4 separate regions of the Homo sapiens genome follow, and regions 1, 2 and 3 are each linked to region 4. The links are chromatin contacts, found by Hi-C or POLR2A ChIA-PET in ENCODE. All regions are on one chromosome and are shown on one strand. The core of a region is the stretch at or near the end of the contact, and the rest is flanking DNA. Distances in the headings are between cores, read along the strand shown.

Region 1 (2,700 bases), core at 195-2,694, 280 kb before region 4:
GGAGGGGGCCCGTCTGTAGCTTGGGAGTTGAACACAGACAATGGTTAGAGCACCAAAACGCCACACGCCAGCACACCAGCTGCAACTGAGTGTGCCTTTCCCAGATCCTCAAGCCACATAACTACACCGTGTGCGCCACCCACTGAGAGGAGCAGGGACCATCCGCCTTCCTGCCCACGTGGGAAACGGATGGACGGCGCCATCCACTCAGACTTCCGCAAAACCCTGGTCTGAGCTGAGCTGCCCTCTTCCTGTATCTTGGGTTCAGCCAGCTCACACCTTCCCCGGGTGGGAATACGGGATTTGGGGTTCACATCTCTGCAGCAGGCTACAGGCAAGCACGCAGGAGATGCTCGGCCCTTCCTTCTAGTTGCACCACATGCGGAATAAGTCTGGACAAATTACATCCCTGAGCCTCTGTTTCCTCATCTGTAAAATGGGTTCTTCTGTCATAAAGCTGTGCCTGCCCCACAGTGAGTTACAGTCATGATCATCATGGTGACTGCTCAGGAAAGGGACATGAGAAGAGGTAAAATGTGGGTGGTGTTTGTGGAGGGGAGCGGATGGGGGTGGCACCTGGGCTCTCAGGCTGGGAGAGGTTGCGGGTGACAATCTCCCTGATAAGGGCAGGCAGGCTGGTGATCTGAGCGTCCTGGGCCAGGTCCCGCGCGCCCAAGCCTTTCTCCTGGCACAGGACGCTGCTCTCCAGTGTCTGTGGGAAAAGCGAGAGGGTCTTCAGGGGACATGGGACCCGGGGCTCCCTGGCCTCGTGGGGAGAGCCACAGAATCCTACTGCCCAAGATACAGGTCCCCAGGAGCCCCCTCAAGATGGAGTGAAGCCTGGGAGTTAGAATCCAAAAAATCCCCATGCAAAGAGCCTCTTGTGTGCTCACTGCCCCAGGAAGAAGGCCCAGGGCCAGAGATGAGAACCAAACCCTACGGGTAACTCCCAAACCCCACTGGAGGCAGTCCAGTGTTGGGGGCCCCAATCCGGTTCCGACCCTAGATGGATGAGGATCTGGCTATGCCAGAGGTCCCCCAAGCCCTAAAATCTGGCAGTAGAGACCCCCTTCTCCCAACCCAGGGCACTGGGATGAGGGAGCCACAGCAGGTGCACCCTGTGTGTACCTCTGCCCCCCATCTTGCCAGGAACTGCAAGCGGGGGGCCCCTGTATACCCCACCACCACCACACCTCTCCCACCCCTTGATCCCCAAGACGCACACACCTCTCACCACTCCTGTTAAGTCCACGCTGCCCCGCCCCAGACAGGGTGGGCACAGCCCCCAGGACCCACCTGGATAACCGTCTCTAGTGTCAGCTCCACCTCCTGTGCCCCCGCCAGCCCCAAGCTCATGGGGGGGAGGCTGTGGGCATGCCTCCAGCCCCCTTCTCCAGGACCCCAAGACTAGCTCAGTCAGCACGCGCCACAGCCAGGATGCTGTGCTGAGCACCAGGCAGATTAAGCTTAAATCCGGCGGCGCCCCCATGTGACCACCGCGGTGGGAGGAGCAGGATGTGGGCTGAGGAGGGAGGGGATGGGAAAGGACAGGAGAGGAGGGAAGCAGAGGCAGGGAGCCAAAGGAAGAGGAAGGATGAAGAGAGGGGAGGAGAAGGGAGAGAAAAGGAGGGAGGAGAGAGAAGAGGGAATGGGAGGAGGAAACAGGGGAGACACCTGGAGGTCAGGACCTCACACACTCTTCACCCTGCGCAGGTTGCTGGGTCCTAGAGCCCTCCAAGCCCAGGGGGTGGGGTCAGTAGCCATGCGGCGGGAAAGGCCAGAGTCCTAAGTATTTGTGACCATCTTTCTGGCCCAGAACGGGAGTCACATGGTTAGCTAAGAATGAGAGGATTTACAGCATGCTGGGAGTATGTTTTCCCACAACAGGTGTAGGGCAAAGAATGCAGGCTGTGAGATCACCCAGGCCAGGCTTGGCACTTAGTTGGGCATGAGCGGTCCAGCCTGGACTGATGAGCATTTATGCAACACCTGCGGCATTCCTAGGTCTGACCTAGACACAGTGGTAGAGCCTCGAACTACAAATGCCCTAGCCTTGCCCTTCAGGCACTTATTGGGAAGCTTCTGGCCCCTTCACACCCACCCCAGCCCCCACTAGCTGGGTGCACCAGGGACACTGACTTTGCCTCTCTGAGACTCAGTGTCCTCTTACGTAAGATGTGATAATATTGGTACTCATCTCTCGGAGCCGTCCGGGGATGAAACAGTATCGTGTGTGCATACCCAGCACATGACATGGTGCTGGGGGGTCACGTGGCCAACACTCAAGAAATACTCATTTCATTCATTTGAAAATCCAGAAGGTACAGTCCCAGCCAGGCGCAGGCACTCATGCCTGTAATCTCGGCATTTTGGGAGGACAAAGCGGGTGGATCACCTGAGGTCAGGAGTTCAAGATCAGCCTGACCAATATGGTGAAACCCCGTCTCTACCAAAAATACAAAAATTAGCCGGGTGTGGTGGTGCACACCTGTAATCCCAGCTACTTGGGAGGCTGAGGCAGGAGAATCGATTGAACTCAGGAGGCAGAGGTTGCAGTGAGCCAAGATCGCGCCATTGCACTCCAGCCTGGGCAACAAGAGTGGAACTTTGTCTCAAAAAAAAAAAAAAAAAAGGCACAGTCCCTATATCCCAGGGCCCTGAGACCCAGAGGTCACCCACCACCTCCCATTGTTCTTTCCC
Region 2 (2,700 bases), core at 60-2,559, 410 kb before region 4:
TATGCGACAGAAAGGGCTGACTCAAGCCAGTAAGCGTCAGAGATGAATAATAAGACTGACAAATTCTTAGGGAGGCTAGGTGTGGTGGCTCACGCCTGTAATCCCAGCACTTTGGGAAGTTGGAGCAGGATGATTGCTTGAGCCCAGCCTGGGCAACATAGCCAGACTCCATCTCTACAAATAATTTTTTAAAAAAATTATCCGGGTGGCCGGGCGCGGTGGCTCATGCCTGTAATTCCAGTACTTTGGGAGGCCGAGGTGGGTGGCTCACGAGGTCAGGAGTTCAAGACCAGCCTGGCCAAGATGGTGAAACCCCATCTCTACTAAAAACACAAAAAAATTAGCCGGGCATGATGGCGGACGCCTATAATCCCAGCTACTCGGGAGGCTGAGGCAGGGAATTGCTTGAACCCGGGAGGCGGAGGTTGCAGTCAGCCGAGATCGCGCCACTGCACTCCAGCCTGGGAGACAGAGCGATACTCCATCTCAAAAAAAAGAAAAAAAAAAAAACTACCCGGGTATGGTGGCTCACACGCCTGTAGTCCCAGCTACTCTGGAGGTGGGAGGATCGCTTGAGCCTGGGAAGTCGAGGCTGCAGTGAGCCAAGACTGCACACCGGCCTGGGCAACAGAGTGAGACCCTGTCTGAAAAAAAAAAAAAAAATTGGCCGGGCGCAGTGGCTCATGCCTGTAATTCCAGCACTTTGGGAGGCCAAGGTGGGCGGATCACGAGGTCAGGAGTTCAAGACCAGTCTGGCCAAGATGATGAAACCCCGTCTCTACTAAAAATACAAAAAATTAGCCGGGTGTGATGGTGTGCGCCTGTAATCCCAGCTACTCGGGAGGCTGAGGCAGGAGAATCGCGTGAACCCGGGAGGCGGAGGTTGCAGTGAGCCAAGATCGCGCCATTGCACTCCAGCCCGGGAAACAGTGCGAGACTCCATCTCAAACAAACAAACAAAAATTCCAGGAATAAAGAGGTTGAAATCGGGGCAGGGACCCGGATAGGATGGCTCCGCCCCATCTAAGTCTTAGCCCCACCCCCTGAAAGTCGCCCTGCCTCTCAGACTCCTCCCCTTTCTGAGAAGGTCACGGGGGAAGCCAAATGGGCATGCGCCGCTACTGCGCTATTGCGCACGCTCGCTGTGCTTGCCCCGCCTTCCCTCCGCCCACCCGGGAAACCGGAAGCCGCCTCCCACTTGGTTGCTCGTACGCGGCTAGTGGGTCCTCAGTGGATGTAGGCTGGGCGCCGCGATGTTCGACGGGACACCGGCGGAGAGCGACCTCGGGGTTAAGGGGTGGGGCTGACGTCAGGAGCCAAGATGGCGGCGGTGGTCGCCCTCTCCTTGAGGCGCCGGTTGCCGGCCACAACCCTTGGCGGAGCCTGCCTGCAGGTGAGTCCTGGAGCCTCAGAGAGGGAAAAGTCAGGAAAGCCACAGAGACTGCCTGGAGCTGATGGGGCTGCGGAGAGACTGAGGAAGCATAGGGCAAGGCCTCAGGGAGATGGAGGACCTCCTCCCCCTGGTGCAGTGCTTTGGTTTGGCTTCGAGCATCCCTGTCAAGTTATCTTTCTGCGCCTCGCAGCAGCTTGTGAGTTAGGGCACGGGCAATTTTTTACAGCTAAGGGTGCGGGGGGGGGGGACGTTCAGAAAGGGGACTTGAATTGCTCAAGGTCACATGGCAAGCGAATGACTGCTGGAACCAGAATTTGAATCCAGACATTGGAGTTCCAAGCCCTTTTTCTGCCACCAAACTATCGCCTCTGTAGAAAAGGGAGACCTGCGGGGTGTGAAGGATGGGAATTGGGAAGCGAGGTAATTCCTCAAGGGTGCGAGGTTGAGGACCGGGATGGGTGAGGAAAGGACATGTGAATTGTTGGGGACAGGGCAGGGGAAGGGAGAGATGGAGGGAAATGCACCCAGCCCCCTACCTCGAAGGATCCCGGAGGTGGGTGGTGGGGGTTGCAGGAAAGACTGGGTTCCTTAAAGCAGTGTCACCACAGTTTCACTAGTATCCTCTCAGTGTTTCTGACTCTAAAGGTCATATAATAATACGGACCTCATAGAGTTGACATGGAATGACAGGTAGAGGGCTTGGCGCTGTTCTTGTTTATTACTATGCCGTGTGCAGTAACAGATTTTCCCACGCCCCTTGTATGGCCAAGAAACAACACATTTCTGACCTGCCTTCTAAGTGGGAACATTTAGAAGGGGAAGGGAAATTGCTTTTGTATACATAAGGGACTAAGGATTTGCAAATCCTTTCTAAGTCTGTTCCTCTTCTGGGATTCTCAACAACCCCTTTAAGGTGGGCAAGCAAGAATCCTTACCCTCCTTTTTGGAGCTTTGAAAACTTGAGGCCCCCAGAAAGAAAATTTTTGGCTTGCTCAAAATATCACATTCCCAAGAAGCAGACCTGAGGCAGTTTTTTAACATGGTACCAGAAAAACTCCTTAGCATAGATCTTGGGACATGGTTGGTGTCCAAGAAATTTTAGTTCCTCTTCCTCTCTTGCACTTAAATGAGGACATCTTTCATCTTAAGTGCCTGCTATGGCTGCATAACACAGTACATATTGCCCATGTTCCAATCCTGGTTCTATCCAGCATGCTGTGTGTGAACTTGGATCCACTCTGTCTGCATCAGCCTTTCTGAAAAGGGGAGATAGAGGAAGAAGACAGCCTACCAGAGCCTCAAGCTGA
Region 3 (2,700 bases), core at 61-2,560, 270 kb after region 4:
CTAAATATCCTCTGAACGAACGAATCCTTCAAATTCTCAATTATGCTAAATGGAAAAACATAAACAACCGTTGAGAGAAATGCTGAACCAGCGGAAAAAACTTCAAAGCCAAGTTTCAACATTCCCGTAGAGCTAGATACACCCACTGACTGCTGCCAGGGTCAATTTCCCGGCCTCTTCCAGAGCTCATAAGCACCCCCAAAAAGCGCTTAGGAAAAAAAACCCAGCGCCTACTCTACCCTGGTACGCTCGACTCCTCGCACACGTAAACCTTTAAGGTGGATGTCAGTGCAGCCAGCATTGAACAGACGCGAACACGGGGAGACAAAAAAAGCATCTCCCCATATTCACAAGGGTCACCACAGACAAACTCTGAAAAGACCAAATTATTCACAAATCTAAGAGAATTGACAGATCCTCTTTGAGATAAACTATTTTCCTACAGTTTCTGGAGGCAAACAAAAACTCCAAAAACAAGTCGAACGGTCCATCTCCCCACTCCTCTCCCAAGAATGTGGCTGTTTTACATATCACACCCTGGACTCCGACAAGCGAACTCCTAGACCTTCCCGGGGCCTCGGATCGCTGAGTGGCAGAGGAGCTGCCCCGCAGAGCTTTCGGTTGCTTTGGCAGAGTCCCCGTGAGACCTGCCTGCCTGCCCACAAACTCTTCTTGGAGTAAAAGTGAAAGAGAAAAAAAACCCGACTCGTCCACCGTGACGGATGGTGGGGGATTTTAGCAGAGTTGAGTAGCCCAAAGAGGATTCAATTTCCCCCCGCCCTCGGCTGCCTCCTCCCGCTTTCCTGCGAAGCCGGACATGCCTCCTTGGTCCGCGCAAGCCCCACCACCACCCACATGGTGTGTCCGTCCCGGTCAGAGCACAAGAACTTTAAAATGGTGCCTCGGGCCACAAGGCTCATCGGAAAGAGTCACAGAGGCCCACGGCCAGCAAGTGGGCGCGGGGGGTCAGGAAAGGAGGCCCCGGGTGGCGGGTGGGGCGCCCCGGGTGACGCGCGCGTTAGTGGGCGGAGGGAGGCGCACCAGGCAAAGGAAAGGAGAGAAATGGATCGCGGCCCCTTTAAGAGGCCTTCACGGCGCTCAGGAACTGGGGGCCTCTCCACCACCCCCAGCCCGGCGTATGGGGCCCTTCCTTGGGGAGAACTATCTCCAGACCCGCTCCCCGGAGGCTCCCCTCACGCCAGGTCTCGCCCGGCCCTGCCATGGGACGGCGGCTCCTCCTTACCCCGCTGTCTGCCGCCTCTTCCCAGCTCTCAGCGACCTCCTCATCTTCCATCTTACTCGCCGCTTTCCCTCCTCCCCCACCCCCTCCCCGCGCCTGCGCTTTGAAGCGCGCCTCCGTCGCGGGCGCAGGCACGCAAGGCTTTACTCAATGGACCCCGCCCGCTGCCAAGCCCGGAAGAGGCGCCAGGCAAGGTCCCAAGTGTACATTAGGGCAGCCATCTTGGAAGGGGGCAGAGAAGGCGGAAAGATGCCATCTTTCTTAAGGGCCAACGCGTTATCTGTCTTACAGAATGGGCGTTCAAGGGAAGTCCTCATCTCGAGTACCGGAAGTGTGTTCTGTGGAACCATCTTTTCTAAGGGCAGGCAATTAAAGAAAACTTTTTTTCTTTTAAAGTGAGTCGTAGTTTTCCTAAACTACAGATAATGGTATCTTCAGAATTCTGAAAACATTTTTAAACACCAACAAATGATGAAAAATATCTGCTGATGCAGAAAACATTTTATTATTTCTGATAGGGTGAAAATCATTACAGTATTTCCTGCTCATAAAGCAGTATTCTAATCATTTATTAACACTATATCCGCTACCGTAAGGTAAAGACGGTAAAGATAATATTGCACCTCAGTTGGGAGAACCAGTGGGATTCCCAGCTACTAAGTTCTCCTGGGTCTTTAATGGTAGATAAATACGTTAGTATTACCTCTAAAAATTACTGGCCAGGCGCGGTGGCTCACGCCTGTAATCCCAGCACTTTGGGAGGCCGAGACAGGCGGATTACCTGAGGTCAGGAGTTCAAGACCAGCCTGGCCAACATGGTGAAACCCCGTCTCTACTACAAATACAAAAATTAGCTGGGCATGGTGGCACACGCCTATAATCCCAGCTACTCCGGAGGCTGAGGCAGGAGAACTGCTTGAGCCAGGGAGGTGGAGGTTGCAGTGAGCCGAGATCATGCCACTGCACTCCAGCCTGGCCGACAGAGTGAGGCTCTGTCTCAAAAAAAAAAAAAATTATTTATGTCAGGGCAGGCGTAGTGGCTCACACCTGTAATCCCACTTTGGGAGGCCAAGGTGGGCAGATCACCTGAGGTCAAGAGTTCGAGACCAGCCTGACCAACACGGAGAAACCCCGTCTCTACTTAAAATGCAAAATTAGCTGGGCATGGTGGCACATGCCTGTAATCCCACCTACTCGGGAGGCTGAGGCGGGAAGATCGCTTGAGCCTGGGAGGCGGAGGTTGCAGTGAGCCAAGATTGCGCCATTGCACTCCAGCCTGGACAACAAGAGCAAAACTCTATCTCAAAAAAAAGTTATTTATGTGGCCGGGCATGGTGGCTCACGCCTATAATCCCAGCACTTTGGAAGGGTGAGGCGGGGGGATCGCTTGAGCCCTGCAGTTTGAGACCAGCCTGGGCAACGAGGCAAAAGCCCATCTCTACTAAAAAAAAAAAAAAAAG
Region 4 (2,761 bases), core at 13-2,512:
GCATGAGCCACCACACCTGATCAATTTTTAGTTTTTTCAGGAACCTCCAAACTGTTCTCGATAGTGATTGCACTATTATAATTTACATTTCCACTAACAGCGTACAGGGGTTCCACAACCTCGCCAGCATTTGTTGTTGCCTGTCTTTTGGATAAAAGCCATTTTAACTGGGGTGAGATGATATCTCATTGTAGTTTTGATTTGCATTTCTCTGATGACCAGTGACGTTGAATACCTTTCCATATGCCTGTTTGCTATTTGTATGTCTTCTTTTGAGAAATGTCTGTTCGTATCTTTTGCCCATCTTTTGATGGAACTATTAGTATTTTTCCTATATAGTTGTTTGCGTTCTTTATATATTCTGGTTATTAATCCCTTGTCAGATGGGTAGTTTACAAATATTTTCTCCCATTTGTGGGCTGTCTCTTCACTTTGTTGATCGTTTACTTTGCTATGCAGAAGCTTTTTAACTTCATGTCTGTTTATCTTATAATGTATGTAGTTCAGATTATGCTGTATAGAAAACTTTAAAAAAATTTGTCACCTTCAGTTCTTTTCTTAAAACATTTTTATTGAGCTATGATTAATATACAATAAACTACACACACTTAAAGTGTACAATTTGATAAGTGTTAACATATAGATAAAACCCGTGAAACCATCAGTACCATCAAGGTAATGGACATGTCCCTCACTTCCAGAAGTTTGCATCCTATTTTTATTATCAAATGTTATCCCGTGAGTATTTTTCCACATTATCAATGTATCTTACTGAGCATCTTTAGGGCCAGGGGGTCTGCTGTGGCCCATACAAGTGCCCTAGTTTGGAAGGACTTTTGCCTTTGTAAACAATGCTGTGAGGATGCCCAGGGCTGGAGTCGTGTGGCTAGAGTGTTTGAACTGCAGTCACTTTTAAGACTGTTGCCAGATTACTTCTTCAAAGGATCAAGTAGGTTCTCCGTCCCTGCAGTGAGGCACGGTTGTCCCTGTCTCTCACCCCCTTATCAGCCTTAGCTGTTCTGTCTTTTACGACTTCTGCTCTTTAGGCAGGTCCAAAAGGCAGCATCATTACCTGTTCTATTTAAGCAATTGTGGTGGTCAGAAAGTGCCTGCTTGCAGAGAGTTCCTGCCCACCCCCACCCCATACTCAGTCCTGGCCTGTTCTCAGAGCCATCTGATCCCTACCTCATGTGATACCAGAGATGGTCCTGCTGCTGCTGCTGCTGCTGTGGCCGCCAGGAGAGACAGCAGGTGGTAGGGCCGTCAGTCAGTGGTTGTGGGGATTCAGGGCCCTGAACTGGGACCTAGGAGATCCAAAAAGGTCAGGGAAGTTGCTGGTCTTGGCCAAATGGGCCGTGCTGTAGGCACTCAGTGGTGGCTGTCTCAGGCCGACTGCCCACAGATATGTGCAGTCTGCTCTCAGGATCAGGCACACGACTTTGGGGGTCAGGTACAAGAGTAGCCACTCCAAGTGTGGGCTTGTTAAGAACTGTTTTCTTTTGAGGCAGGGTCTCGCTATGTCCCAGTCATAGCTCACTGCAACCTCAAAGTTCCAGGCTCAAGGAATCCTCCCACCTCAGCCTCCCACATAGCTGGGACCACAAGCACATGCCACAGCACCCAGCTAAATTTTTTTTTTTTTTTAAGAGGCAGGGTCTTACTGTGGCACCCAGGCTGGTCTCAAACCCCTGGGCTCAAGTGATTCTCCCACCTCAGCCTCCCAAAGTGCTGAGACTACAGGTGTGAGCCACCATGCTTGGCCTGTAACTGCTTTTGAGAAAGGCTCCTTTATCCTTGGTCCACTGGGGTATTCAGAGATGGGGTTGGCTTTAGCCTTCTATGCTACTAGCTGAGCACCCCGACTGCATAGCCACCACCTGGCCTTGGCCTGGGACAGAGCAGCAGTGGGGAGGGGCCTTTGTGCATCTCTGCTCCTACAGCTCAGGGCTGGGAGTGGCTTACACTGGGGGAATATGTGATCCCTGAGCCTGGGTAGTGGCTACTTTGTCAGGGTGCTTTGTGCCACCTTCGTCCCCTTCCAGAGCTTTCTGTCTGTGTGGATGAGTAGGGTAGGAACTGGCATGAAAGGTGGAAGAGCAGGTGGTGGCAGCCTGTGGGCAGCCAGGTGTGTAATGGGCCTCTGTTCTGCCTGAGTCCTGCTGGTTACCACCACCTCACTCCCTGCTATTCTTAGCAGCTGAGCTCAGGACAGCACTGACTGGCATTAGACAGTACCCTTTTCCCTCTAGGCCTGTGTGTTGAGAGGATGAGGGGGCCACCCAGACAGATTTTTCCCAACTCCTTTGGCTCGGGTAGGTGGGCCATGTGCTCTGCTGACCATTTATGGACTGGCGGGTACAGGACAGAGCCATCCAGCAGCTCAGAGGGCTGAGCCTTTCATACTTCCAGGACATGGCCCATTCAACACAGACTCCCCTGGCTGGGTGGTGGCGAGACTGGAATCTGCCCCAAAGGAACCACAGGCCTAGGGGCAAGGGTTGGACTAGGTGGCCTTGGTACTGACCACTTTGGGAACCAGCATTTCTCCCAGCCTTCTTCTTCCAGACATCATCAGCCCAGCCACCTTTGAGAGCGGACAGGTTATGTGGTATGCAGACAGCACTTGTTATTCCCTGGGCTCTTCACAGCATCTCTAACATAAGTCATTATTCTGTTTTTACAGATGAAGGAATTAAGACTTAGAGAGGGCTACTTTTTTTTTTTTTTTTTTTTTTTGAGACGGAGTCTTGCTCTGTCACCC

Evidence for each region. A loop is a pair of places that touch in the nucleus more often than their neighbours do. ChIA-PET counts read pairs that join two places held with the same protein, here RNA polymerase II (POLR2A). Pooled maps may share reads with other maps.
Region 1: a map of head of caudate nucleus shows a loop between it and region 4 (3-fold over the local background). The contact joins the promoter of CROCC here to the enhancer-like site in region 4. A Hi-C loop is called at or near these places in 3 of 168 maps with a recorded cell type or tissue (CD14-positive monocyte, gastrocnemius medialis and head of caudate nucleus) and 14 of 50 pooled maps. POLR2A ChIA-PET finds 5 or more read pairs at or near these places in 14 of 52 experiments (CD4-positive, alpha-beta T cell, CD4-positive, alpha-beta memory T cell, K562 and 11 more).
Region 2: a loop to region 4 is called in a pooled map, with 2.8 times the contacts of the local background. The contact joins the promoter of SDHB here to the enhancer-like site in region 4. A Hi-C loop is called at or near these places in 11 of 50 pooled maps. POLR2A ChIA-PET finds 5 or more read pairs at or near these places in 2 of 52 experiments (CD4-positive, alpha-beta T cell and K562).
Region 3: a loop to region 4 is called in a map of B cell, with 6 times the contacts of the local background. The contact joins the promoter of SZRD1 here to the enhancer-like site in region 4. A Hi-C loop is called at or near these places in 3 of 168 maps with a recorded cell type or tissue (B cell, CD8-positive, alpha-beta T cell and naive thymus-derived CD4-positive, alpha-beta T cell) and 9 of 50 pooled maps. POLR2A ChIA-PET finds 5 or more read pairs at or near these places in 3 of 52 experiments (activated CD4-positive, alpha-beta T cell, activated CD8-positive, alpha-beta memory T cell and activated T-cell).

What each region holds. Positions count from the first base shown.
Region 1 is chr1:16,920,675-16,923,374 of GRCh38, reverse strand. It overlaps CROCC (ciliary rootlet coiled-coil, rootletin), which reads right to left and starts at 1,444. Exons shown (of 37, transcript NM_014675.5): 1 at 1,297-1,444; 2 at 577-712. The coding sequence starts at 1,356. RefSeq lists enhancers at 1-485, 486-1,257, 1,258-2,029, 2,030-2,700.
Region 2 is chr1:17,052,641-17,055,340 of GRCh38, reverse strand. SDHB (succinate dehydrogenase complex iron sulfur subunit B) reads left to right here and starts at 1,309. Exons shown (of 8, transcript NM_003000.3): 1 at 1,309-1,393. The coding sequence starts at 1,322. RefSeq lists enhancers at 770-819, 1,370-1,429.
Region 3 is chr1:16,365,852-16,368,551 of GRCh38, reverse strand. SZRD1 (SUZ RNA binding domain containing 1) reads right to left here and starts at 1,310. Exons shown (of 4, transcript NM_001114600.3): 1 at 1,244-1,310. The coding sequence starts at 1,294. RefSeq lists enhancers at 514-803, 1,554-1,613.
Region 4 is chr1:16,637,837-16,640,597 of GRCh38, reverse strand. It overlaps the pseudogene CROCCP2. Among named protein-coding and RNA genes, the nearest start is that of NBPF1, 26 kb to the right of the region's middle. RefSeq lists an enhancer at 1,669-2,560. Within about 2 kb of position 1,262, at least 2 of the 41 ENCODE cell types and tissues checked have a DNase peak (open chromatin) inside an H3K27ac peak, as active enhancers do; they include gastrocnemius medialis, where a contact is called at or near this core.